Regions from separate parts of the Mus musculus genome. Here all the other regions are linked to region 5. The links are chromatin loops, found by intact Hi-C in ENCODE. Cell type or tissue: left cerebral cortex. All regions are shown on one strand. Links, peaks and the distances in the headings refer to the core of each region. The heading gives the core; the rest is flanking DNA. Region 1 overlaps 9130227L01Rik (RIKEN cDNA 9130227L01 gene). Region 2 overlaps BC055402 (cDNA sequence BC055402). Region 3 holds the start of Gm32949 (a long non-coding RNA gene). Region 4 has its middle 230 kb from the start of 1700003I22Rik. Region 5 has its middle 6.4 kb from the start of 9130024F11Rik. Region 6 has its middle 55 kb from the start of BC055402.

What was found. Peaks named below come from ENCODE experiments on the same cell type or tissue, not always from the same donor. Only the 100,000 strongest peaks of a DNase experiment are listed, where the experiment ranks them.
Region 1: it touches region 5 in a loop (7-fold over the local background); 10 of 42 quality-filtered maps call a loop at or near these places.
Region 2: a loop joins it to region 5, with 4 times the contacts of the local background. A loop is called at or near these places in 11 of 42 quality-filtered maps.
Region 3: it touches region 5 in a loop (6-fold over the local background); 19 of 42 quality-filtered maps call a loop at or near these places.
Region 4: it touches region 5 in a loop (11-fold over the local background); 6 of 42 quality-filtered maps call a loop at or near these places.
Region 6: it touches region 5 in a loop (5-fold over the local background); 5 of 42 quality-filtered maps call a loop at or near these places.

Annotation. Positions count from the first base shown.
Region 1 is chr1:55,958,291-55,963,284 of GRCm38, reverse strand. 9130227L01Rik (RIKEN cDNA 9130227L01 gene) reads right to left here. Exons shown (of 6, transcript NR_045837.1): 5 at 2,123-2,300. Among named protein-coding and RNA genes, the nearest start is that of 9130227L01Rik, 30 kb to the right of the region's middle. In left cerebral cortex, for the core only: a CTCF peak has its summit at 2,801 (motif pointing left); DNase peaks (open chromatin) are centred at 2,788 and 4,148; H3K27ac peaks cover 1,297 bases.
Region 2 is chr1:57,203,403-57,208,396 of GRCm38, reverse strand. It overlaps BC055402 (cDNA sequence BC055402), which reads left to right. Exons shown (of 7, transcript NR_037990.1): 5 at 1,498-1,683; 6 at 3,789-3,868. Among named protein-coding and RNA genes, the nearest start is that of BC055402, 9.1 kb to the left of the region's middle. In left cerebral cortex, for the core only: a CTCF peak has its summit at 2,550 (motif pointing right); DNase peaks (open chromatin) are centred at 2,181 and 2,594; H3K4me3 peaks cover 193 bases.
Region 3 is chr1:55,887,922-55,892,915 of GRCm38, reverse strand. Gm32949 (a long non-coding RNA gene) reads right to left here and starts at 4,234. Exons shown (of 3, transcript XR_373419.4): 1 at 3,877-4,234. In left cerebral cortex, for the core only: a CTCF peak has its summit at 1,992 (motif pointing left); DNase peaks (open chromatin) are centred at 1,986, 2,686, 3,479, 4,087 and 1 more place; H3K4me3 peaks cover 3,170 bases; H3K27ac peaks cover 4,000 bases.
Region 4 is chr1:56,245,043-56,250,036 of GRCm38, reverse strand. No RefSeq gene overlaps it. Among named protein-coding and RNA genes, the nearest start is that of 1700003I22Rik, 230 kb to the right of the region's middle. In left cerebral cortex, for the core only: no CTCF peak of the experiment used is centred there; DNase peaks (open chromatin) are centred at 1,464, 2,477, 4,082 and 4,424; H3K27ac peaks cover 4,000 bases.
Region 5 is chr1:56,975,352-56,980,345 of GRCm38, reverse strand. It overlaps a transcript of Satb2 not described here. Among named protein-coding and RNA genes, the nearest start is that of 9130024F11Rik, 6.4 kb to the right of the region's middle. In left cerebral cortex, for the core only: a CTCF peak has its summit at 3,047; DNase peaks (open chromatin) are centred at 2,439, 2,570 and 2,959; H3K4me3 peaks cover 3,886 bases; H3K27ac peaks cover 4,000 bases.
Region 6 is chr1:57,267,698-57,272,691 of GRCm38, reverse strand. No RefSeq gene overlaps it. Among named protein-coding and RNA genes, the nearest start is that of BC055402, 55 kb to the right of the region's middle. In left cerebral cortex, for the core only: CTCF peaks have their summits at 2,764 (motif pointing right) and 3,518; DNase peaks (open chromatin) are centred at 2,779 and 3,154.

The sequences.
Region 1 (4,994 bases), core at 507-4,506, 1.0 Mb after region 5:
TCTACAGAAGGAAGAGCCTCTGCAGGAGTACTATACCAAAATAAAAGTACTCCTGCTCAAGCAAGCTCAGCTAACTTGGAATGCTTATTGTTTTGTGAAAAGTGAAGACATCCTCAAACAAAGGCCATACCAAATCTAAGACTCCATATGGACGTTCACCCTCCCAATTCCCCCGTGCAACATCTCCTCCCCCTCTCCATCCGTCTCTCCTTCTCCCCCCCTCCCCCTTTCTCCTCTCTTTCTCTCTCTGGACTGCCTTCCGTGCTAAGATGAGAAACACCTGAATGCTCTGGAAGAGGGAGAACTAGCATTTACCTGCAGCTGTATTGATGGCTAGGCGTACCACTGTGGGGAAGGGAATAAACTTGAAAAAATGGTGGCAGGCTTGCAGCCAGACCTGTCCTGAGAGCCCTCATCCCCTGTTCCTTGGTTATGTTTGTGTCAACACTGTGAGTTTTGCAGGGATCAGACTCTGAATCTATCTCTACACTAACTCCCTAGGGTTACCTCACCTTCTTGGGATTTAAATGCTGTCCAGACTCTGAATAATCACAAATCTGTTTCCAGCCAGGCCCACTTTACTCGTCTAGGCATACCTACTCATTCCTTTACTGGATATTACTGTTTGAAGGTGCACCCTTCCAACACTATATGCTGTTACTCTTAAAGCGTATTTATTTGTTTATTTACTTACAAACTTACTTTCTGACTTTTGGACATAAGGTCTCCCATGTTGTTCAGGCTTCCATAATCACACATGTGTACCCTGTGCCTGGCTTCCAACCCTTGATGTATGAGATAGTCCTTCAAGCCTATCAATAATTCCTCTGATTTATCATTACCCTGGTTCTCCCCACTGTAGGGCACCATGCTACCAATACAGTTGCAGTCAGATGCTAGCTCACTGTCTCTTCGGAACCTGCCAATGGCTCTCCACTTCATCCTGGAGGCCACAGTTCAGTTTGCGCCTCTTCAATCTTATCAGGTCTTCATAAGAAGATGCCTCTTGGCCTCATCCCCCACTGTTCGCCCTGGATCTGAAGTGTATCCTTTCTTTTGTGTTGAGAAATCTGCTTTCTTCTATAAACCAGCTCCCCAAAGTCTTAACATATGTCTTGTCCTTTAAAAGGGCAAGGCTAGCAGAAGGCAACTTTAGAGCTATTTAAGAAAGAAGGAAAGTTATCCATTGAGGAAAGAAGATATTACTTTTGAGTATCGAGATGAGGACTGTAGCATGAAATAGAAATATGAAGTCAATCCCACGCTACCACTACCGCCAGCTGGGCACCAGTGGGCAGGCCAGGCACTGGCGGGCAGGCCGACCTGTTCTCATGTTCTCATCTTGGGACTTACTTTCTCTCTCTCTCTCTCTCTCTCTCTCTCTCTCTCTCTTCAAAACTATTTCAAAACTATTTCAAAATTAACAGGTAACACAAGTGGCACCACAGCTAACCTCCTAATTTGTAAGTCATTCTAAGTTAAATCCCCCGGTAACGGATCCCAGTGGATCTGCCACCTGAACCAGGGGTCTCTGCTACCTACACTTTGACCTCCACCTGTCTTCCCGTCCAAAAACAAGACCTTTTTCTGCCTCCTCTTACCCTCTCAACCCAGAAGTCCCGCTTACCCCTTGCCCAGTGATTGATTCCTAGAAATATTCATTAGGGAAAGGTTCACAGGAAGTTACCTGAGTATGTGATTCACTCCTTATCCCAGGCAGCCCCTCCTAGGGAAGCAGAATTAGCATCAAGATACAAACAGCCCCAGGGCTACCCACAACAGAGGATGAAGGACTCATCATAGGTTTAAAAGCATGGAAGTCAACTGGTGATCTCAAGAGACTATCCTGGAGTGTGGAGGAGAGAAGGGAGGTGTTTGGGGACATCATTCAGATACAACTTGTGGAGGGACTCTGTTCGAAAATGGACCAATAAATGGGGAGATGGTAGGTTGAAACACGGGTGGAAAAAAGCAAGTGAAATTGTGACAGGAGAGCGAAATTTAAGATGAACAGAGAATGAGTTGCTTGGGCTGCTTTCAGAAGGGACGATAACGACGTGATCCACCAAGAAGGAGAGAGTAAACGCCTGGGAGGCAAGCAAAACTCTGAATATCGACTTACCCCACAACACATCAGGTTAGATGATTCTACAATCTCTCTGATGGGTAGCTATGAACTGATATAAAAAGCCATTGCGAGTGCACCAGATGCTGTTGGGAACCTCAGAAGTGTAGCCCTGTGAAGGGTCCATACCATGAAGTGGTCCTCGGAACTGCCATCCAAGTAGATTCTACTGGATCTGGGGAGAGGGAAGAAACAAGAAATGGGTAAAGGAGTGGAGTGTCACAGACATCCTTAAAGGTGATATTTCATTCTCACTAAAGATCGATTGTTTATAACCTTGGTTGTGGGCCACGTGATTGTATGTATTATCTATGGTTCTTCCCAGAAGTGAGACAGAGACAGCAAGACTGGGGGTATGATAATAAAACTCTGGGTATTATGCAACGTACCCTGAACTCCAAAAAAGAATGGCAGAAAGAAGGAAATCCCAAAAAGTACAAACATACCCACACAAGACAGAAGCTTTCTAAATTTCTATTAGCCTCCCCGGGAAGGCAAATGTCTGTCTCAATACCTGAGACTGTTTTTTACTCAATTGTGGCTGCATGTGCTTTAAAAATGAACTGTGGATTCTTTGCTGAGGAAATGTCTTGATAACATAATGAATATTAAATACATCTCAGACCCACACAGGCGGTTCAGTAGTCTTTTTGTGGCAGCTCAGGAGTGCCCCCTACAGGCTGACGTTTAGAACGCAAGTAGAGGACCGGGAAAAGAAGCGGCATGTCTGAGGAGTCTCAGGGAACCTCCAAGGAAGGTTAGATACCTCAGCTGAGGAAGGACAAGAGGAAACAGGCACACAGCATGAATTCTTACTTTTCACTTTTTTTTTCTTTTGTGAACAGTAAGAAGTGAAAAACTTGTGCATGCATTTTCCTTTATTCAAGCACTATCTCCTATCACCCACGATAGTGAAAACTCATTAGTATAAACTGCTTTCATCTTTTGGTTGAAATCAATATCAATATTTGAAAACCCATGAAAATCAGTAAAAATACGATTAGCTGCTACCCGTGCAAGGAAAAGAGACCCACCTGTATCTAGTATCAGAAATGATTTGCATTTGATATCTGTAACATAAAAAGGAAATGCAAACATGTTTCTTAAAATGAAGATAGGTGAGCTCTGGGCTGAAATTTTATTCCCTTTTTCATTAAAAAAAATTTTCACGGGCAGGGGGAAGGACTTTCATCTACTTAAAATATTAATAATTATAAAAATACAAGCCATTAAAAGGCATAAAAATATATGCTATGACTATCAGTAATTTTTTACATAATAATGTAAATGATACATGGATATGTATTTCTGTGCTGGTGCACAATATGATGCAGTGTATAAATATATTAAAATAAATTAGAAGTAGAAATTTTATAGCATATCACTTGACCCAATTTTTAAAATCCATATGTCCTGATAAATGTCACTGTAATTTCCATTTGAAAGAGGAAAGGAAGGGCAAAATATTCACTAAAACTCTTTAAATGTTTTACTAGAGAGATTTTTGAATACTAATAATAGTGCAGTTTAAGTTATGAATGTATTTGATTTTGTAACTATTAAATTAAAGCCCAGAATTACATAAGTGCTCAGCATGGACACAACATGTTTATCTAAATTAACAGCCTTTTTACATGATCTTTGAATAAATGCAGATCTTTGGAAAACTTCATTTAACATCATAAAATGTTCATTTAGAGTCAATTTCAGATACATTCATAAGATATACATAAATGTATGTGATTAAATTGACAGATTATGCTCACAACCCTTCTTACAAACAGTGTTTTTTCCTACAGAAAGAAGAAATCAAGGTCATGGTTTGGTGATTTGTTTCCCTTGTGAAATTTTATAACATATATAAATATATATGTCCCAATATTTAAATTGCATAACAACATTATGAGGTCTATGTTTTCCGTAGGTGATGAAAGTCAGTGTAGTTAAGAAGCGCTGTTCGACACGTCAGTCTCCCTCCGTGGTGTTCTAGTGTCTGGCCTAATCGCTTTGCCTCTGTTGTCCTCACTGTCACAACAGGCATGGGAGGTGCCCTGATGGAGTCAGAACTACAGAAACGCCTACTTTAAAAAATTAGTGTATAGGCCCCACAAGTCTATACTAGAGGTAGTTAGCTTGTGATTCACTTAGTCACCTTACAAAATATGGTCAAGTGTACTTTAAAACAAAAATTATAATTTTAATAATATGTAAAACATTCAGCACCATAATTATTCTATGAGTTTAAATGTTAAAAGTGAGGGGAGAAGAGGGTGGGAAAGAAAGAAAAGAAAGAAAGTGAGAAAGTGAGAAAGTGAGAAAGAAAGAAAGAAAGAAAGAAAGAAAGAAAGAAGCAAAACAGCCCAGTGATTTAGGCAAATTAAATATTTATTAAAAATGACATTGTTTCAGAAGAAAACCTTAATACACCCAAGCAATAAATATGCAATGTATGTGTATATGTGTGTGTGTGTGTGTATATATATATATATATATATATATATATATATATATATATATATATATATATATATTTATGTATATGTATACAGTCTTTATTTTGGAAATGTATCCAAGTTCAATTAAAACAATTTTGAATGAACTTTTAATGAAATTTAAAAGAGTTTGGGCTTGCATGTATTTCTTTGGTGTTTTGAAAAAAAGTCTTAAGTTCAGTCATTTCCTTGCACCCCAGAAAATTCCGACATTTTTCAGAAAGGCAATTTCTTTCATACTATCCCTACCATGAAGAATGCTACCTTTTTTGGCTAATACAAAGAAACCACAATTAACAGTGAAGCCATAAATACTTTCTGTGCTAACCACAAATGGCCTTTCCCATAGAGAAATGGCTTACATGTGTTCTGAATGT
Region 2 (4,994 bases), core at 529-4,528, 230 kb before region 5:
GTCCAGAAAGTGCTGAAGGCAAAAGTCTTGATCTGTTCTTGGCTACAGCCCAGGTGCAGTTTCTCCTGCCCGTGACACTCAGCCCACTTCAGACTGACCCTTAAGGGGCCTGTCACCCAAACCTGACTTTGATAACTATGTCTGCACAGCTCGTACCCACAGGACATTTCTATTTGGTCCTCTGCAGACTTCTTCTGAGCACAGTTCTCTCTCCCTGACTTCAGGATATCCTCTCTGAACTCTGCAGCCTCCATAGACCTCTCTTTGTAATCCTTTAACCCTGTGCTTGTAAATCTTGTGGAATGTTAACATATGATTTGAGAGTTAACTTTAGTAATTAAGATTGGAATAAAAGAATCCGAGTTTGCCAGTGGCCAGCTATCAAGGGAAATTGGGACCACTTTGGTAAATTACAGCCAACAAACAGATAGAGCCTGTGAATTTATTGGTTAGTCAATGAATTCTGGAAATTCATTGTATGGAGAAGACACAAATGTGTAGAAAGACACAGGCATGCCCATCAATGTTTGTGACATAACACTCAGGATATGCAGCTTATCCATGGGAGATACATTCTAGGATGGTCTGCATTTTCAGAGGCCATATCAATACTTACATGCATATACTTATAATAACACTCAGTTTATAAGTTAGGCACCATAAGAGATTGACAACAGTAACTACTAAAAAAAAGGACCATTATAACAGTGCACTGCAGTAAAGGCGAGGCAGATGTGGTTTCTTCCTGTGTCTTGTTATGCTTCTTGCTGTGTTCTCCTTGTGATAATATGAGATGATAAAATCCCTGAGTGACAAGACAAACGAGGACAGTGACATTGTCATTGATATATCCCGCTGTGCTACTATATAAAGATGATTGGAACCAAAGCACAGGGCACCGTAACAACCTGTCTGGTAACAAAAGCCTGCCAGCTAACCAAGAGGGCGATACATACAGCATGGATGATGGAGCCCGGCTGCCCCTCTAGGTGGAGTAGACAGACTGTCGCGAGAGTTCAACAGAACAGCACACAGCCTCTCAATTTCAAACACAGGAATTGTGTGTGTGTGTGTGTGTTTATGAAAGTTTTCAACAATGTTTTGGGATCACAGCTGACATTTCCTTGACACCCCAGAGAGAAGGGAGGGAAGCAAAGACAATTCTGATTAAAATATAAAATGTTGTTGGTCAGATGACTTCTATAGGGAATTTAGCAAAAAATTGGGTGTATATTCACTAGGCATTTTTTGCTTGCTCAGCACAATTCTCTTGCTCTGTCTCTCCCTCCCCTTCTTCCCCTCCCTCCCCTTGCTCCCCTCCCTGCCCTGAGTGTGACTTTGGAGAGCGTTTTGGTAGTTGAGGGAGATGGGAGGAGAGAATTCAAAGAGCAGTTTATTAATTCACAGGCTTACAGGCAGAATGAGTGCAGGGTCTGGGGTACCCATTGGCTTCTTGAACATATGACAGTTAATTCTCTATAATTCTGAATTTTCTAGCTTATAAAGAAGAGATAAATGCTGTGTCAAAAAAAAAAAAAAAAGCCAAGATGGTGAGTCACTCTAGAGGTAGCCTGTGTTGTAAAGAACAGGTCCTGGATGACCTCGGAATCTGGAGCAATGGGCACCTGATGACATGTGCCAATGTTAGCTGTCGCCAGCAGCCCTGCCTTCCAGCAGCATGGAGTGAGTTTTGGCTCAGTGTGCCTGTTTATGCCTGGGATTTTAAAGTCAAGAGCTTGGCTCCCTTCCCTTCCCTGCCAGGAGGTTCTCCAGTGGTGATTGTTAGGATCTACTAAGTACCTCCTCTCAAAGTTGTTGAAGGAGGCTTCCTATATGCTCAGTTAAAGGTATCACCTTTGCAGGAGTGGACGGTGATCTGGGAGTGCCTGGTTTCCAGATAGAAGTGGGGATGGTGGGATGGTACCTCGTAGGGTGTCCTTGTGGAGTTCTGTTTCTGGGTGATTACATTATTCATGATGAAGATAACGCTGCCTGCCTGCCTGCCTGCCGCCTTAATGTCCCTGCCATTTTGTTTTATGGGAGTGTTTTTGTTCTAATGTCACCCTCTTAGAACATCTTGGATTCCTTGGCTTGGGAACTCCCAGTGAAACTCAGGCTGCAAAGGCAGGGGACAGGCCCTGGATGGGTGCCGCGGTGGCTTGTAGGAGCTCTCTAAAATCTCCAGTTTGGCTCAGGTATTCGTTTTGTCTTTGGATGCCTTGCCCAACTACAGTCAAACCGAAATCTTTCAAAACCTTCTTCAGAGTTTCCTCTTCCCTGTGTCTTGTCATCGGAGCTTCTAGGCTAGAGAGGTTTTCTTCTCTGTGCCTTTTACTTCAATGTATTTTTGCCTCTGGTGATAGTTCATTAAAACGACTTAGCAACAATGGTAAAATAAAACGAATCGTCTTGCCTCCCAGTAGTAATTTTTTGTAGTCATAATTTTTCTGAACTGACAAATAAGTTTAAAAACTAAAATTACCCCCCACCCACATCCCCTTGTTATACAAAGGTGGGTGATTTTCACCTTCCAGCCAAGTTCGTCTGGCAGCAATGTGCCTTATGGACAGCAGGGGGCAGTGTTCATCTTTAAATAGTATGAGCCAAGCAGGCGCTCTCCCAGAGCCGCCAAACACCCTTGGTGTCCAAGGAGACTGGGCCCCCAGAGCAAACACTGGATTCTTTCAAACACAGATTTCCTGAATACAAATCTTATGGCCTGGTATGTCTAGATTTGCATTGATTTGTGACATTAAAACAAAAGCACTCCCATAAAACGAAATGACAGGGACATTAAGGCAGCAGGCAGCGTTATCTTCATCGTGAGTAATGTAATCACTTAGGGCTGTTGGGTCCGTCACCCAGAAACTGAAAAGCAGCCTGGGGTTATCAGAGGAGCTAACCTGGGAGTTTTGTTTCTCTTTCATCTTGCTTCTTGTCATCACCCAAAAGGGCAGATCAAAGAACTCTTGTCCGAGCAAGGAAATCCCCTGACCTGGGGACCCTTCATTCACTCTTCCAGAGCAGGAGCAGGCAAGCAGTCCACTATGTGGTGACTTGAATTTTGAACAACAACAACAAAAAGCTAGAATTATGACACATTTGTCACTCAACTTTTGAACAGTCGGGTAGTAGACATTAAGCTTAATATGATCAAGATTTGGGGCAGGGAAGTGGAGGTGGGGGTGGGGGTGCACTGTAGACATCTTTAAAGCTTTAGTGCCCTGTGGAAAGCAACTGCGAAGAGGTAGAGAGGAAGGAGACTGCTTGGCCTCAGAGCCACCTGGAGGCAGGCAGTGACATCTCTGAATAGGGTGAAGTGTCCTGTCTCCTGTCATGTGCCTTCCACTCCCCTGTTTCGGCTGAAGCCTGGACTCCTCTTCGAATATTCAGTCCCTACTTTATTCGGTGGGGAATATAAGGAAATTATTTAGGGTTACCTGTTTTTCCAAATTTGGGGGATTTAATTTTCTTTCCAGAACATGTCCCCACTGTCTTCCTACACTGTGCTTCATGTGACCTACAGTTTCTTGCAGTGTGTGACACATTTTATTATGCCGTTACAAAATCTAACTGAAATATCTGGGCATGGTGTGTTGACAAAGGCTTCAGGATCCTTCAAGATACTGGAAAGAAAGGGCCTTAAGGGAGGGAGGGAGGGAGGGGAAGGGAAGGGAAGTGAGGAAGAGAGGGGAGGGAGGAGAAGAGAGGGAAGGGGGGAGGGGAGGTAATTTAGCAGATACCTTCTCTTGCTTTCCTCAATTGCTATTATTTGTCCTTGGATTCAGCTTCAAGCTGTAGCAGCTGTGCTGTGAGTCAGACTTCCTTCAGAGCTAAGGGATTCAAAGCCCTGCGATTCTGGACACAGGTAAGTGCACAATTAGTCATCTGACCTTGAGCTGTGTTTCACAATCCCCTGTCCAGCGTTAAGGCTGCATATGTGTGTGTTTAATGAGTAAGACCCATAAGGTTTGGAAAAGGCAAAGCAACACCCTAGATTTATATATTCCATTAAACATGATCTTCGCAGGCTAATTAGTTAGTAATTTCACCCTTGCTTGTAATATAAACCATTTTATGCTCAATAATAATAAAATCTATGTAAACCAGGCTCTTTATTAATAAACATTATGTGCTTCTGGCTTTCAAATAAAATAATGCTCCCCGTGCTCTCCCCCTTATCATGCCTAGACTAATCACCCAGTAAAAATCAAACAACTAAAACACTGTTTTTTATCTCATGCTGTAGAAAAACAATACAGGGACATCCACAGCCTCAGGACTAGACACGAACCAGAGAAAGCTGGGCTGGGGAGAGATCCAAATTGTTATTTCAGTGTTTGGTATTGAGAAACTTGGAGGCTCTGAGGAGTGGGGAAGTATTTTTAATAATCAGGGAGCACTACTGAATCCAGAGAGCACTGATAAATCCAGGGAGCACTGCTGAATCCAGGGAGCACCAATGAATTCAGGAAGCACTGCTGAATTCAGAGAGCACTACTGTATCCAGGGAGCACTGCTGAATCTAGGGAGCACTACTGAATCCAGTTGAAGGAGATACCCCTGACTGCCTCATGCTCATCAGTTCTCCAAGGCTCCTAAAAATCCAAGGGAACAGTGAATAGAGACAATGCTGGGATGGTGTGGCAGCAGGTCCATGTAGGCATTTGAAGCAGTCCCTGTATGGGTTAGGTTAGGTACCTGGAGTTCGCTGGCCTACAAAACTGGCTGGACATGAGGCTCTAGGACATCACCTATCCCTGCCTCCTGAAGGCTGGGATTACATGTGTGAACTAGCCCATCTGGCTCTCATGTGATTGCTGAGAATCTGTCCTCAGTGACTGGGGCTTCTATGGCAAACACTTCACTAACTGAAGCATTCCACCAGCTCTGGGTGCCTTCTCTTATTTCTTTTTGTTTTTCTGAGCCCATGTAGTCCAGGTTGGCTTCAGACATATAGTATGGCTGAGGCTGAGCTCAAGCTTCCTGGTTCT
Region 3 (4,994 bases), core at 361-4,360, 1.1 Mb after region 5:
TTTAGTGCGAACTTTTGCTTTGTTTGATTTTAGTCTTGTCTTTTCGTACATCTACTTAAAGCCCAGCAGTGCGAGCTACCTTTGTGTCTACTGCACACATCCAGAAAGCTGCTTCTATTTAGAATATGGAAATAATCTGAGGAACGAAGAAGAGGGATCAAACACATTTAAATATGTAGAGTTGCATGCCATTCTTTTTCCCACAGTTATTCCTACCTGACTTTCAAACCAACAATCCTAAGTGTCAAATTCAATTGCAAGAGATTCCCATTCATGCCTTTTACTTACTGGGTTGTTGAAGAAGAAGAAGAAGAAGAAGAAGAAGAAGAAGAAGAAGAAGAAGAAGAAGAAGAAGAAGAAGAAAATTTCTTTTTTCCAAGAAGATTAATGAAAGTAAGTTAAAGTGAAGTGAAGCACATTTGATCTTGTAATATCTGGCACAGGAACACAATGTTTATAAACCCTCTTTTTTTTTTTTTTATCAATCTACTGTTTTTTCTCAAGTGCCACGTATACACTATTACCTGTTTCTTGAGGGTGGTCACTGCAGTCTGTATGACAAGGTCTTGTGAGTACATGGTGCTGAGAAATAGATATATTAACCAGGGGACAGATCCAGACTCTGAGACACTAACCCTTCTCTCCAAGAAGCTCATAAAATGAGAGTAAAAGTCTCTGCTGTAAATTCATCAGTGAGCAGTCGTCGGATGGGGCCCTTCTTTGAAACTTTTCTGATTCATAAATAATATAGTAGTTTATAAAGAGGACATTTTGTGGGCAGCGGGTAGGCAGCAGCCTCACGATGCATCTGTTGTCACAGAACCCGGGAGAGCTGAATCAGGAGCCGCAGCATTGGGATGGGAAAGATGCATAGGAAACACTGCTGAAATAATGATTAACCCACAGTACCAAGGCTTTCCTTGGGGGAAGCCTGAGTCATGAATGGACTCGATGAAAGGAACCTGCCTGTGTCAAGAAATTCGGGACGCTTACCTGGACTTGTTTCGAAAGATACCAAATGCAATTTTTGATAATTTTGTCCAAAGCCTTGAAAAGATGTATCCATATTCTTTAATTACTAGGTAATTTTTAAAAGTTGTTTTCAAATATATTGTTTGTGAATTTTTTAAAAGAATCTATCTTTAGAATTGTACTGAATGGGGAATTTGACTTAATATAGTATTCAATATGAAGTTAAATTAACCAAAAACATGATGTCTTTTGTGCTCTTCTTTTTTTCTGACCCTGACCTCACCCCTATTTTCTCCTGGCACCCAGAACATGAACATAGCCAAAAGAAAAGAAAGGGTTTGTGTCACATTTTCTCCATTATTTCTCTTTTAGGTCCAGAAATTATTCCTCAGATTTCACTTGCTCAGTTCAATGTGTCTAAGCTGGAAAGAACGAATTGAGAGATGTATTTCTATACAAGAATCTCAACAGGGAAGCGTGGTTTGCTTCAGAGTTACTCCGAATGAGATAAAAATCCAGCTTTGCGTCTCAATCTCGACAGTGATAAATAGATCCTACCACAGCTGGGGATCGTGGTGGGGCTCCCAGCAGACAGGAGATCTTTAACCTCCTCAGATAAGAGCAGCACAATTATATCTATAGATTTCCAACAATACAAACTTAGAAATGTCATGCAATTAGTCTGCCATTTGCCCCCATCAGCTGGAAACATATTTTGCCAATGTGAGGGAAGAAATGAACTAAAAATCTCGCAAATGCTGATATTGCACAGCGAGTAAACCGCACAGCCTCTAGGTAAAGAGAGGGTGTACCAAGCCAAAGCACCTGCCCTGTGCCGCGTCCCGGGATTTCCAAACTGGTTTGGAATATTTTGTTGTCATTTACATGATAGCCTTAACACAAAAGTCTACACCGTCGTGTAAGTCCATTCTGGTCCATTCTGTTGGGCTGAGCCTTACAGTCGTGGCTAGAAACACAAGCCTTTAGCCCATTTCCCAGCAAACGTTGACTATGGTGCCATCTTCTGGTACCATGAATTCAGTAGTTGCTGTGTTCCACCTGAAACTGCAGAGCTTTCCTGATTTGGAGAATGAATCAGCTGCAGTCAGGTTTTTCAAACAGGTAAGTATTTATTTGTAAGTGTGATGCTGAGCTTTTTTGAACCGACAGCTCAGCTCTGAGGTTTCTGTCCCTCTGAATATTCAGCTGTGTTACGTGGAAAGCTTCTTGTTCGGTCTCCGAGTTTCTCTTTGCCGCTATTGCATTCTTATCTTTTTGGAGTGTTTCCCCTTCCCAAAGAACTGTTTCTCCGTACACACGTTTTGGTGCAGGTCTCTGCTTCTTGTGGGTTTTGGCCCCTTCACTTCTACTGGTAACACCTGAATTTGTTTCCTACTCTGACCCTGCAACTCATTCCTATCCTCGGGTTTCTTTCTCTTACCTCTTAATGTCTCTTCACTGAAACCACCGTTATCGGGTTTTTTGGGTTTTGGTTTTTGTTTTTTGTTTTTAACATTATGCAAACAAGTAAAAGGTAACAAAATGTCGATCCTGTAACTGCTCTGAAGCCGTGAAGCCCTAGCTGCTGTTGCTGAGCGTTGGAAAGGAGGCTCCATCTTTTCATGTGCATTCGGCAACAGATAAATAACCAAAATAGTACTGTCTCTTTCAACCTTTCAATATGTTCAGTACAGTTAAACACCAAATGGAGTAATGGAAACACACAGGGGAGTTACAGATCTTTGCAGTGTTTTGCGATCCACCAGAAAGGGAAGACTGGCAGTGCTGTGCCCAGGCTGGGGGATCAGGATACAGAAGGAGAAATAATTAGGTGAGCTAGTCCTAACAAAGGCACACGAAACAGGGTAGTGGAGGGAATGGGAGTCCATAAAGGAAGAACTTGTAAATTCCCGATTAAAAGAATACACAAAAGACATTCAAGTATTTGGTTTTCTAAAATAAAATTTTAAAAAAAAGATTAAGGAAAGAAAAAGTTATGGTTTTTTGTTTTATTTATATTTTTTGTTTTTGTTTTTAATTGGGCTTGTAAAATTTTAATCAGGGAGACATATGAGTGACAAATAAGGTGTGGTAAATGAGAAAAATTGAAAAGAGAAAACAAGGTGGACAGACACTGATCCCAAAAGAGGAAACCTCAACAAGGGGAGCAGGGAGCAAGGCCCAGGTGAGGCTGGAAAGCCTGGGCCCAAACCTTCAACTTTTTTTTAACCTTACCCTGGGAAGGAAGGAGCCAAAATAGCACTTGTTTCCTAAGGCAGTGAATGAGAGCAGTGTGCCTGCCAGACCAATGCAGAAAGCAGAGCAGGGCTCAACCAACCTGGCTTCACCAACAACTGAGCCAGAACAGGTTCTGTGCCGTGCACACCTCTGTTGCAGAAGAGCCCATGCATGCGTCTCTGTTCCCTGCTTCACCACCACAGTGTCTTAACCCCACTCCACATCTCAGACAGTGCTTCCCACACTTGGCCCCCTGGCACCCCTTGGGAACGTTTATAAGTCTTTAGGCCAGGGACGGGAAAGATGGCGTGGCTTACGTGCTTATACTGCTCTTGCAGAAGGGTCTAAGTTCATTTCTCAGCAACCATGTCAGACAGCTTACAGCCGAATGCACCTACAGTTTCAGGGAGATCTGAAGCTTCTGGCCTCCACTGGCACCTGCACTAACGTGTATAGACACACACGAGCACACACACACACACATGCGCACACGCTCAGGGACCACCCCAATGTATAACAGAGGCTGTAATCCAGTGCAGCAGACTAAAAACTGCCCCCAGGGGCAGAGTGGGCAGCTTGAGCCCGTTGGTTGCCCAGGGGAAATTAGCCCTGCAATAGCCACTTGACATTCCTTTAAACGAAAGCAAGCAACATTAACTTTTTGACCTGCTACCAATTCTGTGTGTCTCGGGGTCCTGCGATTTCCACACCAAGGCCATTTCCCTTCCCCTGTGCTTGAGAGGGGGGCCACGTCTGTTTCCGAATTCTGTGGCCGAGGACAGGCCACTTCACTCTCCCAGTGTCAGCTCTTCCTTTGTGAAGTGGGCTGCAGCACAAAGCTGTTGAGAGGATCAAGCGAGATAATGCGAGCAAATCCCCGGCTTACTGCCTGCCAAGTAGTCAGCGCTCCAAAAATGTCAGCCGTTATTATTATCCATTTATTCATGAGTCAATTCCCTGCCAACAGAAGGGATTAGGAAAAAAAAAAGTCTTGTGAGAAAAGTATGAAGAACTTTATCACAGTAGCCTGGGAAGGGGACATCCAGAGGACAGAGAAAGGAAAGGTCTGGAAGGTGAGAAGGGAGAGGGACTGAAGCAGGAGGGTGGGTGCTTCTGCGAGATCCAAAGGCAACTTAGTGCCTGATGGGCTTTCTGGGGTTTGTTTTTTTGGGTCCCCCCCTCCCCATTACTGATTAAAGAACTAGAGATTTCAAAATCAACCAGCAATCCAATAACTGGAGAAACAGAAACGTGCATCAAGGGAGGAAAGAGTTTTAAAGTAGCCACCAAGCTGAGGACTCTTCTCTCCTCCTGTGCCTGCAGACTGGGCCCTTTAAGTCTAGACAGGCCAGCCCAAAGTCTGCTTTCTAGCACTCCAGCAAGGTCGTGTCGTCAGGCCCCACCTCTGAGCACTTGTCTCAATGTGGCCAGAGACTCTCCCTGAAAATAGGCAAGCCACTCCTGAAGATTGGGTTTGTAACTGCCCTGTTCTCCGTACCAATATGAAGATCCTGTGCGAGCGATCTAATTATAGAAACTCAGCTAATGTCCCCTCAAATGAGGGCTGGGCAAAGAAGGAGAAGTATGGAGGCAGAACGGCCAGGCCAGAAGAAACTACACGGTGAATAAGAAGAATGCTTATAATTGAGTTAAATGTATTATCTTTAAGCGGTTTGAAGTCTGAAAGGCAAATTAACCTAAGAAGCCCTTGATAACCATCATGGTGGGGTAAAACAGCAGATCACACTGGGTAGGCCGGGCATCATCAAAGGCCAGGAAAGCTA
Region 4 (4,994 bases), core at 469-4,468, 730 kb after region 5:
AGCTATGCACTGTTAGCTTGTGTCAGACTCACTAATGTCTCAGTTTATTGAACTCCAGGCTAGTCTCTTTACTTCTCTCATTTCAGGGGCATTTGGCTCTGTTCTGTCATGTTCTATTTAAAAGTACTAGCATACAGCTGCAAACAATAACCAGTATCTAGTACACTGCACAGTAACTGTTTTATCTTACTTAATTCACTGTTCTGTGCTTGGTACATCATCTCTTAAATCACGTATGTACCGTGCTTTGAAAGCATGATTGATTAGCAGTTTCCTGTCCTTAACGAGCTAAGCAGGAGTTTGAGTGGTGATTGCATTTTCTTTAGTGCAGTTGTTTTCTTCTTTTATAAAAATATGATTTTCAAGATATGATTTAGTGGGGGGATTTAGGAACTATTATTATTCTGCACTGGAAGGACCTAACATCAATGGAGTCAGAGACTGCATTGGGAATCACACAGGTACTTTGATACACAAGGCCATTGAAAATGGGGGCGGGGGGATAAAAACAAAACAAAAAAACAGTTAAAGCCTGGTGAAATAATTTTTCTGAATTCCTCTATGCAAGAAAGTAGCCTCAAGTCCTATAGAGAATAGTTCATTAAAATCACGTTTTTCAATTTCTCCCTAAGATGGCTGGCCACTCAGGGAGCTATTTCATAGCAGGAGAGTTCTTAGAGTTGTGTGGGTCTTAATGGGTTATTTTGATTTTGTTTTTTTGGGGGGGTTGTTTGTTTGTTTTTATTTTTTGTTTGGTTGGGTTTTTCTGTTTTGTTTTGTTTTCTGTTTTGTTTTCTGTTTTTTGTTTTGTTTTTTCAAACAGGCTCCGGTGGCAGGGACTACCTTTCTGTTTCTTCTTGCCTTCCTGTGTATAGGTTAAAGTTTGAAGAGATAATGCCAAGGTCTGTTTTTCATTTAAAAAAAAAAGTAAATCCCAAGAAAAGCTACTTTATTACTTTATTTTAATCCACATATAGACCATAATTCTTGCTTTAGAAAGTAAACATTTAAGCATGACATTGTTGTAGTGTATAAAGCTTAGATATAAAAGTTATTTTTAAGTTTATTAATTATTCATAATAGTTAATGCTCGTGTATTTGATTCTCAAGAGAAAGAAAGTAAAAGGAAGCAAATGAATTGATACCCTGAACAAATAAATAAACAGAAACAGTAAAATAACAAAATCTTGGTGAATCTTTTAAACCTTAAGTATAGATTTATATTTTATATTTTAACTATGAAGCTTCAGTAAGATTGTTGTGTTGTGAGGCAGTATGATAAGCTATTTCTGTTTATCATTCACCTGAGTTAACTCACATGACCTGAGGTCATGTCTCTAAGACCATTACGACATGAAGTCCTTGAAAAACGTGTACTCAGAAATCAAATGACAGGCCAGAGTCTTGTAGCTTGGGGAGAGAATGATATCACATCCTCTAACAGCAAGCAGCTGGCTTCACACACAGCATGCAACACTTCTGACACAACTTTTGCATACTCTCATTCATACAATCATAACTTTCCAAAGACTACGGAAAAATAATTCATTTTAATTGACAACAACAACAACAACAACAACAACAAAAACCCCAAAGACTTCAAAAAATTCAGTTTCGTCAAAATTCTGTGTCAGGATGGTGGGGTAGAAGTCTGCACACTGCCTGTTTCAGGGAAAGAACCATTAGGAACTCCCTTAACTTAAAATATCAGCATTATTAACCATACAACTACTAAAGGTTATAGCCTCTGTTTCCAACTCGTTATAAACTACCAGAATCCTTTTGTCACTGTTGCTACCTGTTTACCCTTTTCACATGCTTTTGAAGTATATCAAATTTAATCAAAATTAAGCTTTAAGATGGGTTTGGTTTTGTATATGTGAATATCAGAAAAAGAGATAGATAGAATGAAGAAACATAGCAAAGATTTTCCCAACTAAATATATTTGTACATATAAATAAATAGACATGAGTGGCACTCCCTGCATAAATGATGTTGCATTTAAAAACAAAACTAGAATTTTAAAAGCTAATAGTTTATAGTAACTGTGTTTAATAATCCACTAGTAAAAGAAGAAAATAAGTTGTCTCTGTGGAATATGCAAACTGCCAGCAAATTATTTTCTAAATATCCTTAACTGAGATCTTTTAAAATAAAATTTCCAACTAAGTTCAAAAACTGTGCACATCGGAGTAAAGCTTACGATAACTTTCCTTGAGTTTGTGAAAAACAACAATTTTGGTTTCCGAAGGCCACCCATCCTTTTGCTCACAGCCCCCTCATATTGTAAATGAAATATTCACATCCGGATGTGCCCGCCGTTCCACCGTTGGCCTATTCTGCCACTGCTGCTCACACAAACCCCACAGTTGTGTTCCCAAGTCCTTTCCATGCACTTCTGCTCTGTGTGCATGGAGGGGGGGTGTCTCCTCCACTTACTCATTAAGCAAGGAAGTGAAACTCTGAGTTCTATAGAATATAAAATTAGACATTGTCCCTGCCCAGTGGGCTCACAGTATCTCCAAATTTGCTGTAAAATATGTCTACATATTGCATAACAGATGCACTCCAAGTGCTAAATGTCTGGAGATAAATCTATTATTGACTTCATCCTCTCAACCTTTCCAATTCCCTTTATCATTTGTCAGCATATATGATTTGTATATGCCGAGGCAGATTGGGAATTGTAGACCAGCTCTTTGGTTATGTTTTAAAGAGGCACCACATTTCAAATTGGCTATGACAGACTTTGGTCCTGCACATCAAACACATTAATAACCCCCTTTCCCCTGGCCATGGCTGCTTATCGCTCTGCACTGAAGCAATAAGCAGGCCTGCAAATATATTCTATCGCATTAGAACTACTTCTGCCTTCGTAAATAAAACTCTGTCCTCTTAAAAACATTCTCTGGTTTGCCTTTAAGAATAGTTCTCCCTTTCTTGTGGGGAAGAGGACAGCTCTTGAGGGACACATAGGTAAGACTAGAAAAGAAAGTTTCATCATAACTATGTGTGTTGTAGTGTGTTTGCTTTTCAAAAGCTTGCATGTGTGTGAATGTACCTTTGCAAGGGAAGGTTTATATTTCAATACACATATGATATATGCAATTTTTGAATTTAAATATATGATAACATTGCTTTCCTAGTAGTTTATTGCTATCACCTGTGCATTTATGGGAGGGCTAATGCCTTCCAGAGATGTAGGCGAATATCTGAATCTATGAGGAAGTACCTTTTTAGTACAATTAATGATAAAATCCCATAATTTGCTCTCCTGCTAATTTAAAGTCTATGAATAAAATAGGCAACATTCCTTCAGAGTGTACAGTTAAACATGCGAGTTTTTAGCCTATATAAATGTAACATTGGTCATATTTTTGAAAATAATGATTTTACTTTTAGTCTTAAAAATAAAGCAAGAAAACATAAAATTGAAGTGCCCCTTTCTTCTTTTTGTATTTTGTTTGCGTCTGAATTGTTTCTTCATTTCAAATGACTCTTTAAAACACATTTGGCAGTCAGTTCCCCTCGTCATTCAAAGAGTTTGTGACAAGGGAGAAGCTGGCTAGATACCATCGGTCCTTTTAAAATGTATTAGTCTTTAACCGCCTGTCTTCTCCTCTAAATTTTAAGGATATATATTTGCTTAATGAATTTATTATGAACCTACTACTGCATACTTTAACATATCTCAAGGTTTAATAAGACCTTGTCGCCATGATGGGAATTAGCTTATTTGCTCAAGCTTTGCCACTTTTACCCCAGTGGACTTACATGGACAAATGCAACTCACTATGAAGAATGAGTCATATGTATATATATATATATATATAATTTTGGTTGTAAGCCTAGCATTTAATGCCTGAGACATCTCTACAGCCTAAAGAATTAGTCTTTTCTACAGTGGACTTTGTCACTAAACTCATGGCAAAGTTGTCTTTTGCTTTATATGTAAGTCCCCGGGAAGAAGGAAGCAGACTTTGATGTTGTTTTACTCTTGTGATACACTTTATGTTCCTAGACTTTCCATCTCAGCAGTATGGCTTGGCCACTGAGACACCAGCACTTGGTGATCTATTTCCTAAGTCTTTCCTCTGCTAATAGCTGTTCACCAGAGTACAGGTTGCATTTGCAAACTTAGCTTTTTGAACTGACAGGATATTCTTTTAAAGCCATAAGACCATATTATATGAGGGTGATTTCTAGCTTCTGCAGACATGAGGAATCTTGGTGAGCTCTGATTTACCGTGATTTCACTTTAACCACACAGAGCATCTATAGAAATAAAACCTTTGTGGTAACTTTGTTTCCTTCCACTTCACTTGGAACCCTCATCTCAAAACTGCTGTGGAAAGGGCAAGGTTCTCTCCCTCGTTCAGAAATGTTGACACTGTCTCGAGGGCAGTGGGTGGAAGAAGAAGTATAATGGGAGGTGACAACCAGAGACCCATGTAGCAGTTCTTGGCTCATAGAGATGGAGTAATGCTCATGGACTGGGAGGAGACTAAAAAGCAGTGGGAACGTCAACAGCGTGGCAACACTGTAGTGAGAGAACAGATCACAATGTACAAGTGTGGGATACTAAAGACACATAAAAGTTTGAGATTTAGAATGAATAGAGCACTTAGTAATTGAGTGGTTGCACTATGAAAAATAAAGAAATTACTCTGTAGCAATCAGAGTCCATTCATTCAAAAAATGTCTGAAAAGTTGCTGTATATTGGACATTAGACATGTTCTAAGGGTGAAATGATAATTGGCAAGTCATATGCACTCCCTTGTGTAACTTTAGACCTAAAAGATGAACACCGATAAGGTAGTAACTTCATTGTCTGTAATGAACCAGTGCTAGGCAGCCAATGTATTATTGATAGTGAAAGATGGATTAATGAATTTGAAGTTTACAGTGTCATGTCTATCAAACCATCATGTCACATGCCTTGACTATAGTCAACCTATTTACCAATTATTTACCTTAGAATAAAATATACAT
Region 5 (4,994 bases), core at 645-4,644:
CAGTAGTGGACAGCCTAGAGGGCAGGTTGAGGAGACAGAGGTGCCTAGCACTAAGGCTCCAGGTTGCCCTCATTAGGCCCTGTACTTTTCTTCTTAGTCCTTCCAACTTTGCCTGGCACTTCCTCAAAATCACACACCAGCAGGAGAATACTCCATTCCTTGACAATGGCCGGCCAATGCAGAGAGAACAAAGATGACTCACACTGAGATCCTTGGACACAGGCACTGCACTGTCCTGGTTGCTGGAGAAGAAGGTGATGAGTGTTTTCAGGAACCTGATGGAGAGCCAATGGAAAGGAAAGTTGTTTGCCAGTAACCCTCTTTGAAGGTAGGAAGAAGAGATACAGGTACACAAGATCTTTTCAAGATGTGCTAGTGTTGTTGAGTGTACCTGAGTATCAGTGTGGCTGGGGCAATCTTCAAAGAGTGTGAAGGGTCAGCCCCCCCCTCCCGCCACCTCCCCCATGTTGCTGGCCTCTGGAGAAGGAGGCTGAGCCCAGTAGGTCAGCTAGATACCTCTTTCCTCTTGGAAAGTGAAGAGGGGTAGTTCTAATCTCTGAACTCTGGACATTACTGGGCAGAGGCAACCCTCAGCCGGCTTCAGGTCTCCCGGTCTAAAACCACAGGAACAAGGAAAACCTGTCAATTTCCTAGCAAACAGTGAAAAGGAAAAGTTTCCGCAGGATAGTGAAAACGTGGGAGATATGCACACACAGGTTTGGGTATGCTTCTGGTAACTTCAGAAGCCAACACTTTGCCCCCTGGAAAACTCAATCTCATTTCTTTTTCTCTGACCACTTAGTATCCGCTCCTATTAATAATACTGAGGCAAAAATGTTCTTCATTTCGTTTAAATGACACCTGTATATACTAGCTGTGCTGCCTTTGAAACAGATTTTAACTTCAGGTAAATTTCAGTATAACACATTTTCAAGTTGTTTTTAAGTCCAGTCTTTAAGTTCCATGTGTAAAAGAAGAAAAACAAAGCAAACAAGAAGCCCACTTGCTTAGTGAAAACCACTCCAGTTGTTTTTACTTTCCAAGATTTTTGTATGGATTGAAACTACTGTAAAGACACTAATTAATTGACTATAAGCAATTCTTGTACACGGAACAATCTTCTCTATCCTAAAAATTAAACCTTAATACATGGACAGGAAAATATCTACTGTTGCAAAAAAAATGCTCGAAATAGAAGTAGAAATAAAATTTTAAATTGTATTATGGAGTAGACTTTTATTAAAACCAAATTATCACTAAAATCTACGATTCTGAACACAGTGAAAATTAGTTAAAAGGCAATATTAAGGAAACATTGCCGTTTTCTTAAACTGTGACACAAAAATGGTAAAGTGTTTCCTCTTCTATTTTTCTTGTGCTTTTTTTTTTTCTCTTCCGAAATAACCACTGTTCACCTCTCAAAACTCTCCACTCCTGAGCGCAAATCATGATTGTTCTGTATGCTAAGTGCTTTGAAAACGAACAAAACAAACACCTTCCTTACATTCACACTCACACTACACAAATGCACACCACGTAGCCACTCCGTTTTTGAAAACATGGAGAAGAGTGGGAGAGAGGGAGAGAGGGAGAGCGGGAGAGAGGGGAGGGAGGGAAGGAGAGAGAGAGAGAGAGAGAGAGAGAGAGAGAGAGAGAGAGAGAGAGAGAGAGAGAGAGAGAGAGAGAAGCATAGGTAACCAACAAACCCAATTACTAAGCTTTATTGATACTAAAAGGAAAAGTTCCCCTCGTAAAATTTCTCTGAGCTTATTAGTTATTTAAATCAGCCCCGGGGCTGGACCTGCGACGCCTAGGGCACCTTCCTTGGCTCTTGGAGGTGAGCGGCCAGCATCGGCGCCTCGTTGACCCACCACTTCTCACTAGGGACTGAGCAAGAGGGGCGAAGGCAAGCGCAGAGAGCTGAGGTGAGCCACTTGGCCGGGACTGTGAGGCTTGGCAGGGTAAGATTGTCACGGGTACCAGGTATCAGAAATGAACAGACCTCTGCTGCTGCTGAGGCTGTTGGAGAGCAGGCCAAGTTGTCGCGGAGAGCCGCAATTCAACCCTCCCGACTGCAGAGATATATTTTGGGTGGCACTGGTCACTGGTTCCAAAGACCCAGATCTGGCCCGGAGAGGAACTTGCACGTTCGGGTGTCCAGGGCATGCTCCTGTTATAATTAGGGTGGGCATTAGGTGAATTCACACCTTTCTGAGTAGGCTATTTATTCCCTTCAATTGCTGGCAGTTCCACTGTGTGCGAGTGAGGGGATGGGTAGAGGTGGGTAGAGAATTTAATTTATTAAACAACACCACCACCCTTCCTAGCAAAGCATTCTAAGCCACGTCTTAATGCGACTCCAGACCGGCGCCAGGAGACGCCAAGCTCTGCTGGGCTTGTCCTCAGGACGCGGAGGGAAGGCACCCACCGTGCATGAAGAGGACAGAGTCCCGGGATGCAGAGTCTCTGTCACCCGGACTTTAGTTCAGACTACAAGCCTAACTGGACTAAGCGAGTGCCTGGTGGGCTTCCTGTGACCCTGAAAAAAGTGAAAGCGCCATCCAAGGAAGTATTCTAAGCAGTCCCTGGGCAATTTGGTCCGCAGGATACACTGACTACGCGCCTTCTCTGTGGTTCCAGTAAGTGCCTAGACTTTGCGTCCTGGCTTGAACAACTCTGTGAAGTTCTAGCCTAGCAGCGAAGTCGCAGTGAGCTCCGGCGACTGCTCCGGTTAGGGCTGCCTGGCATCCGACGGCCTGAACTCCCCTGCCCGGGCTAGGGTGGTGTGGATCGGCCTGCCAAGAAGTTTGGGATGCTGGTGGAATGTCATGTCTTGCTCTTTTTAGGTGTAGTTTTCAACACAAGCGTCTGGGCGCAACTGCAGGCAAGGATGTTTTGCATACGCGGTCACAGTTTGGTGTTGAGTAGTCTGATGGTGTCCTGGACTGGGCACCGCACCCGCTCCACTCCTCTTTAACCTGAGGATTCCGGCGCTGCGGAAGGGTTCGCTCCAGCCAGCGCAGCCGGTTTCAGCCGCAGCCCACGCGGTGGCGCTGTAGGGAGGCATCGCCTCGACTCTGGGCGGGGACCCCTGGCAGTGACCTGGTCTTGGAGGTGGAGGGACCTTGGTCACTATTCTTGGCCTCTAGATCTTCGCTTTAGGCCTGAATTTCTCGGCCTCGCTAGGTGTTTCCCGGAGAAAAACAGCGCAGCCCCAAGATCGGGACGAAAGGCCGCGGCGGTTCCTTTGGCCTTTTCTCCCTCCTGCCTTGTTAATTTCCATCATTTGCTGTAGATTTCTACGCATAGACTACAATAACTAGGCAGTCATTTTCTCGTTGCTACGGAAGGAAATTACCCATTAAGGCATTGAAAAAAAAAATCCGTCGATCCCAGGAGCCCCGGCGTTGGGTATATTTATGCCATGCGTCGCCAGCGAAGTCCCCTGCCTTTCCCGGATTTCCCACATGGTGACCAGGAATCTGACAACCAAATGAGCCCAAGGACTCTCCCAGCTCTGAAACCTGTCTCCTCACTACTCTCTCTCTAGAAAGCAGAGCCACACCAGACGCCCATCTCTGTCGCCTAGGCTCTCTGACAGAAAGCTACAGGTTACAGGTCTTCCCTGGCACAATTGATGGAGTAACGCTTGGCACTCCCCCCACCCCTTGGGCTTTGGCCTCGGTGTGTTGTCCTGAACTCCAGCTCCCAGACACCTTGGTAGCTCTCGTGAACTAGTTGCCCACCACCCTACCAGTCTCATCTCTGACCAGGCCTCACAGGCACGTTCCTCTCCAGATTCTAGGAGAATCCCACCATGTCCTAGGCTGTCCTACCGCCCCCCCCCCCAGGACCCTAGAGCGGCCAGGGCAACTAACTGCGAGTCGTATTATCTTTGCCTGGTGCGGGTTGTGATGCCAACGAGGAAGCTGGGTAATAACGAAGCAGCCTGCTGCTGCGCTCTGGTCAGTCCCCAGAGCAGTCTGAGAAAGTTGGCTTAAACTCATTCTAGAGGAGCTGCCCCAAGGCCCGTCCGGGTTCCCCAGTCTCCTGGCCTCCAGCTCCTTGCCCACTTGACTCGCTGGATTTGCAATCTAAATGCAGAGGCAGTATGAGGTCTTTTAAAGTGTTAGTCGCCTAACTTTCCACGGGACAGTCCGAGACCAAAATTGGCATAGGCACCCTTAGTAAGAAATAAGTCCCTCTCGTTCCCCACTTCCCGCCCCTAGAGGGGCCAGCTCCAGGAGAAGCATTTGGCCCGTCTTGATTCCTAGAAACCGTCCCTTCGAAGGCTTTTAAGGTGGCGGTTTCCATGAAGTTTGAAATGAGTGCCCTGGGGTGGAGAGAGAGAGAGAGAGAGAGAGAGAGAGAGAGAGAGAGAGAGAGAGAGAGAGAGAGAGAGAGAGAGAGAAGCAGCACAAACTTTCAGCGCTCTAAAAGAGGCAGCGCACTTTTGGAAGTGCCTCTGAGAGCCAGAGAGGCTGGGGGTAAATGCTGGGCCTTCAGAGATCGTGGCCGAAAAGACGCAAAGCGGCGTCCTACCAGGGCTGGCGGGCCTAGGTGGTCTAAGGCTAGCACACAACCTAAGCCGACTTGGGCAGAGGACCCGCACAGCCAAAACCGCAGAGGCAACAGGAGAAATCAAACACCATTGTCATTAAAAGTGCAAAACAGGCCTTAAGAGGACAAAGGCCTGGGTAGAAAGAAAAGCAGTCTAGCAAGCGAGGGAAACTGTGGCACTTAACCCCAGCCTGCAAAGTCCCAGTGTTTTGTTGTTGTTGCTTAAAAATAATAATAACAGTGTGATTGTGAAAGACAGGCGGCCTTTGACTACCTAAGGTAAGGTGGGAATTTTAGGGCTAGGAGAATCCGAGAAAAGTTTGAGTAGATCTCCCTCAAAAAACGGAGGTCTGAAACAACCTACAACCCCCCCCCCCCACCACCACACGCACATACACACAACTTTATTTTCTGAGCACAGAGGTAGCTCATTC
Region 6 (4,994 bases), core at 591-4,590, 290 kb before region 5:
AGGCATTTATTTGACTCTGGTGTTTGTACTTGCCCAGAGACTTCAGAGAGCAGCCTAAAAACTTGTTTGATAAGCATCCAGACCATATTTGTAGAGAATGATGTCCCTGGGGGCAAGAAATGCTTATTGTTTTAAGCCAGCCCGCACATGGCTTCCAAGAAGCCCATTTTTCATAGGTAACTTCAATCTCTTATTTCTCAGGGGTGTAAGACGTCGTCCTAGATAGCATGGCTTGGGTGTAGATCAGATTGCCCTTGGGTGACACTCTCTCAGCTTCTTTGTTGCTGATCAAGATATTTTGAGACAAAATTGCTTTTCATGAACTAAGATGTGAGAAACAGACCTAAACATGGGACAGAACTCTTTCTCTGTGTTGTCAGTGTGCATGTTACCAACCTGCTGTCTCTCAGCTTCCATATTCTGTTTATATGAGTCCTGGACTCTGTAAAGCACCATTTTTAGTTTGAGTGGTGGAAAGTGAAATATGAGGCAGGAAGGTGCAGTCTGGGAAGGGAAGGGAGAGCTGCTCTTATTCATGTAACCTCTATCTCTGGAAGTGTCACCTCACCACCTCTACAGTGTTCATCTTGATAGTGGACATTGTGTTGTTTTTTGTTGTTTTGTTTTGTTTTTGATGCTTTCAAAACTGGTTTCACGATGACCCCTTGAAGCCTTGGCATGACCTGAGTATTGTCGGTTGCTCCATGTCAGTGAGTTGCTTCTTGAAGTGTCTAGGCCAGCAGTTCTCAACCTGTGGGTCGTGACCTCTTTGTGGCAGCTAACAACCCTTTCATAAGGGGTTGCCAAAGGCCATCAGAAAATACAGATTTTTACAGAACAATAGCAAAGTTACTTATGAAATAGCAAAGAAACCAATTTTATAGTTGGGGGAGGGGTCAGCACAACATGAGGAATTGTAATAAAGGGTTGTAGTATTAGGAAGGTTGAGAACCATGGCTCTAGGCTTTGAGAAACTGGGCTCCTCTCTTGACTTCCAAGCACCTGTGCTGCAGTCCCAGAGGTGGTGCTATTTGTGTTGGTTTGTTGGTTTTCGTAGGTTTCTAATCTTTACCAGCTTTCAAGGTCCTCGCTTCTGAAACACTATGCCTTCCATTTCCTTGGTTGGGTCCACACTAGATCCTGTACAAACCCCTCTCACAGGTCATCAGGCAAAGGTGGTGTTTCCCCATGCAACCAAGGGCTCGGTGTTGATACTAACTCATTTTCTTCTCATTTGTACTTTACTCGCTTAGCTTGTGGTTTTTGTATTAACAGATTATATATTCTCTTTGACATTTATAGTTTTGTTTCCATTTAGAGAGTTGTTGGGGAATAAGAATGGATAATGTAATAAAAACCATAGAGAGTTTGTCAGTGCATCCCTTTCCTTTCCTTTCCTTTCCTTTCCTTTCCTTTCCTTTCCTTTCCTTTCCTTTCCTTTCCTTTCCTTTCCTTTCCTTTCCTTTCCTTTCCTTCCCTTCCCTTCCCTTCCCTTCCCTTCCCTTCCCTTCCCTTCCCTTCCCTTCCCTTCCCTTCCCTTCCCTTCCCTTCCCTTCCCTTCCCTTCCCTTCTCGTTCCTTCCCTTTCCTTTTTCTTTTTGCATAGCAGCTTGTGGCTCAAGATGCAAACTTCTCCCTTTTGAAGAATGAATGTTCTCTTAGTCCTATAATACTTACTTGTCGTTCTTTCCTAGCCCTCTTCCTCGGCTGGGCAGGTGATGTTTATTAACTGTGCTAGGTCCCTATCATTTCACTGCATAGACACATCTGCAGCCAGTTAGTTTTCTGACCTCATAGGCACTAAAATGTCCTTGAAGGCTAACTGCTTTAGAAAAAGTGGGGTTGGCGTGGTCCAGCAATGGCACATGGTTACATAAAACTATCATCTCTAGTAAACACAAAGGGTTTCTGGAAAGTGATGAATGCTGTTCTCTATATATGTTTAGATTCATGTTCATTTTCCTTCATAATGTCTACCCTAATATTTTGCAAGAATGTGACGAAGGTAAATACCCAGATAAGAGATACAAGAAGCCTTGTGTGCATGTTTTGGCATCACTATTTAATCTGACTTGTGGAATGTCAACCAAGACTCTGCTGATATTATATCATATGGTTTTTCTCAACACGTCCCCTGACGTAGATGACCCCAAGTTCCCCAATTCTGTTGAATCAGTGTTAACTCTCTCCTGTCATATCTCCTGTTATGCAAGGTCATAACTCAGTCTTAACCCTAGGCAATGCTCTTGAACCTAAGCTAGGACTCCAGATTCCTTCTCCTTCATCTGGTCAGCCTTTGCCTCTGGTGTCCTGTGATGCAGTTAAAATCTCTGTGTATGTTTAGTGAGTTAGCCTGTTCCTCCTTTAGCAGTTTTATAGGAGGACCACACTCCTAGATGCTGAGAATTTCTTCAGAAGTCCCCTCTGGATCTGTCCTTCCTGAGGCGGTTGCACTCTGAGGCATTGCCCAAGTAGTCCTTTCTGTACCTGGGAGATGTGTTGGCATCCAGTTTTGTGACCCCCCTCCTTGGACTGTCTGTGCATCCTGTGCAGGCCCGAGCACAGCCCTGTTTTCTCAACGAGGGACGCAAAGGACAAGCCCACAGCACCAGGTGCCGCCCAACTGAACTTCCGCCGAGTTGACTAATAAACTTAATTGGAAAAAAATCTGAAATCAGTCCCGCCACTCTGAAAAACCAAGTCAGCCCCAGGACTCCGAAGTTCCTCAGCAGTGTCTAAATCACGGAGTAAAACCACCACCAGGTGGGGCCAAAACTGCAGTTACGACCAGGGCTGATCTGGATCTGTAGCCCAGACTCCTGGCTGGCTCACCCTGCAGATACTTAGTCACTTAGTTTGGTTTGAATTCACCTCCCCACATTCTGCGCAATTACAGATTTGGGCTCTGACATGCTGAATTGTGGCAGGGGTTTGTTGACCTACTCTTGTTTGTTTTGCTGGCTAGACTGTAAGGTCCCTGAGGATAAAACGTCATTTCCAAGTGTTTACTGAACATGTACTGTCTTTCAGTGGGAGCAGAGTAACCATTTAGGATAAGGACATGTAAGCCACAGGTGCCTTTACTTACACAAAAACCCTGTAGGGTGCCGTGTTCACAGGCTGTCTATGCACACAACTGTATACTTTTGTAAAGTCTGCTAAAGAAAGATGTTCTGGGCACAGATGGTTGAAACCGCCCACTGTCTTTTCCTACCTCTTTTTGTTTTCTTTTGTTTTATGGCTTTGGTATGGCAACAGCCAAGGCCAGCATCTTGGGTTTGTAACCAGTATACCACCTGTGTCCTGCACCTGTATGTGGCTCAATACTCTGGTGTTCCTGTCATGAGACCCGGAAGGCCTTAAAGGAAAACAACTCAGTTTCCATTGAACTGGGCTCTACTGGTGGTGCACGTGGCTCTTGGAATGTCGCTGAACATTTTAGGAGACATATAAGGGGAAGCTCTGCTGACTGTAATTACGACCAGTAGGGTATAGTTATGCAGCTCAGAGTCTCTTCCACATGGAGTTAAGTTCTTACCAGCTCTTCTAGTTAAAAACAAAATGGATTCCAGGAATTCTCCATAGCTCCCCCAGAGGTGAGATGCTCAAAGCAGAGTTGAAACGCTTCACAAATGCACTAGAATTGGGCAAGACAGGGAGAAGGATCAAGACTAAAGACAGATGAAGTCAGGGCTGGTTTGTGGAATTTTTAGTTCAGAAGCATGAGTCTGTAAGTAAAGGGTGGATCTCTTAGCTGTCTGTCCCCACTCCATCGGGAGCCTGAACTACAGAACATCTGAGCTGCTATGGGCTCACAGTTACAAATACAGAGGCATATTCAGCATTATTCAGTTCACCATGATGATCGTGTGGAGTAGAATTTACCAGAACTTCTGGTTTTGGCAAACCTGTCTCTGGGAAAACCAGCGAGGACAAGCAACAAGGGTGGGAAGCTGTGCTTTAGTTTTGCATCCCAAACACTAACAGCTAGTCCAGGCACTCAGGAGCAAGAGCCAGGCAACTATCTGTGAGTTCAAGACCAGCCAGGGCTATAGTGAGACCCTATCTCACGAAAAGAAAAGGAACAACACTGACCAACCAAGAGCAGGTGTCTCCCTCCTGACTGTCTAGAAGGAAAGATGAACGAGCTTTGCAGTCTCTTAAAATGACAACGGGAAAGTAGGAAAGGATAGCCCTGGGAAGTGCAACTCAAGCGTGTCACTGAAAAACACATGCAGAAAGGGACGAAGAGATCAGTTTCATTATTTTGAAAGACAATTTAAGCCCTGGTACCATTCTCAGGTTTTAAGTGTGATTGCTTGAAGTAAGTCACTGGCTGCCAATCCTCATTACCTGGGACACACATCTCACACAGGTGTCTATCTACTCACACACAAATTAATAAATTCCAAAAAAGTGTAATTTCTCATGATTTACTCCTAAGCTCATTTTCAAGCAAAGTTTAGGGCAGTTTGCCTTACAGTTTATGCTCAGAGTTGTACAAGCTTCAGGTGTAACAGAGCTGGGTCTGACCTGTGTGCACAATGAGTACATGACACACACACCCCCTGAGTCCTGGCAGCATGCCTCCAAGGCAGGTGTGGTTATCACCCTGCAGATGCAGCAGCTGAGGTCAGGGAAATTCAGGGGTCCCCTTGATAAACTGCTTGTAAGTCACATGACCAGCGTCTGGCTCAGTCTGTCCTTCCTAATGTGCTGAGTCAGTGACTGCTCCTGTAAACGATGGCAAGGCCATTTCCCCTGAAATGTCCCCTATGAGCAAACAGGTTAGGTGATAGGTTCCACCATGCCTGGCCTCTCTTCCCTTGTCTGTATGCCTTTTATTTAACTTCTGAAGTGCACACTGTCCTTACACACATCTATTCCATTTACAGCCTCAGGATTCCGTGAGTGTTCAGTGAGTTCATTTTCATAGGCTAGTAACTCTGAGAGGCACTCAGAGCAGCTTCTTAACTTAAACACTTTCTTTGGCTG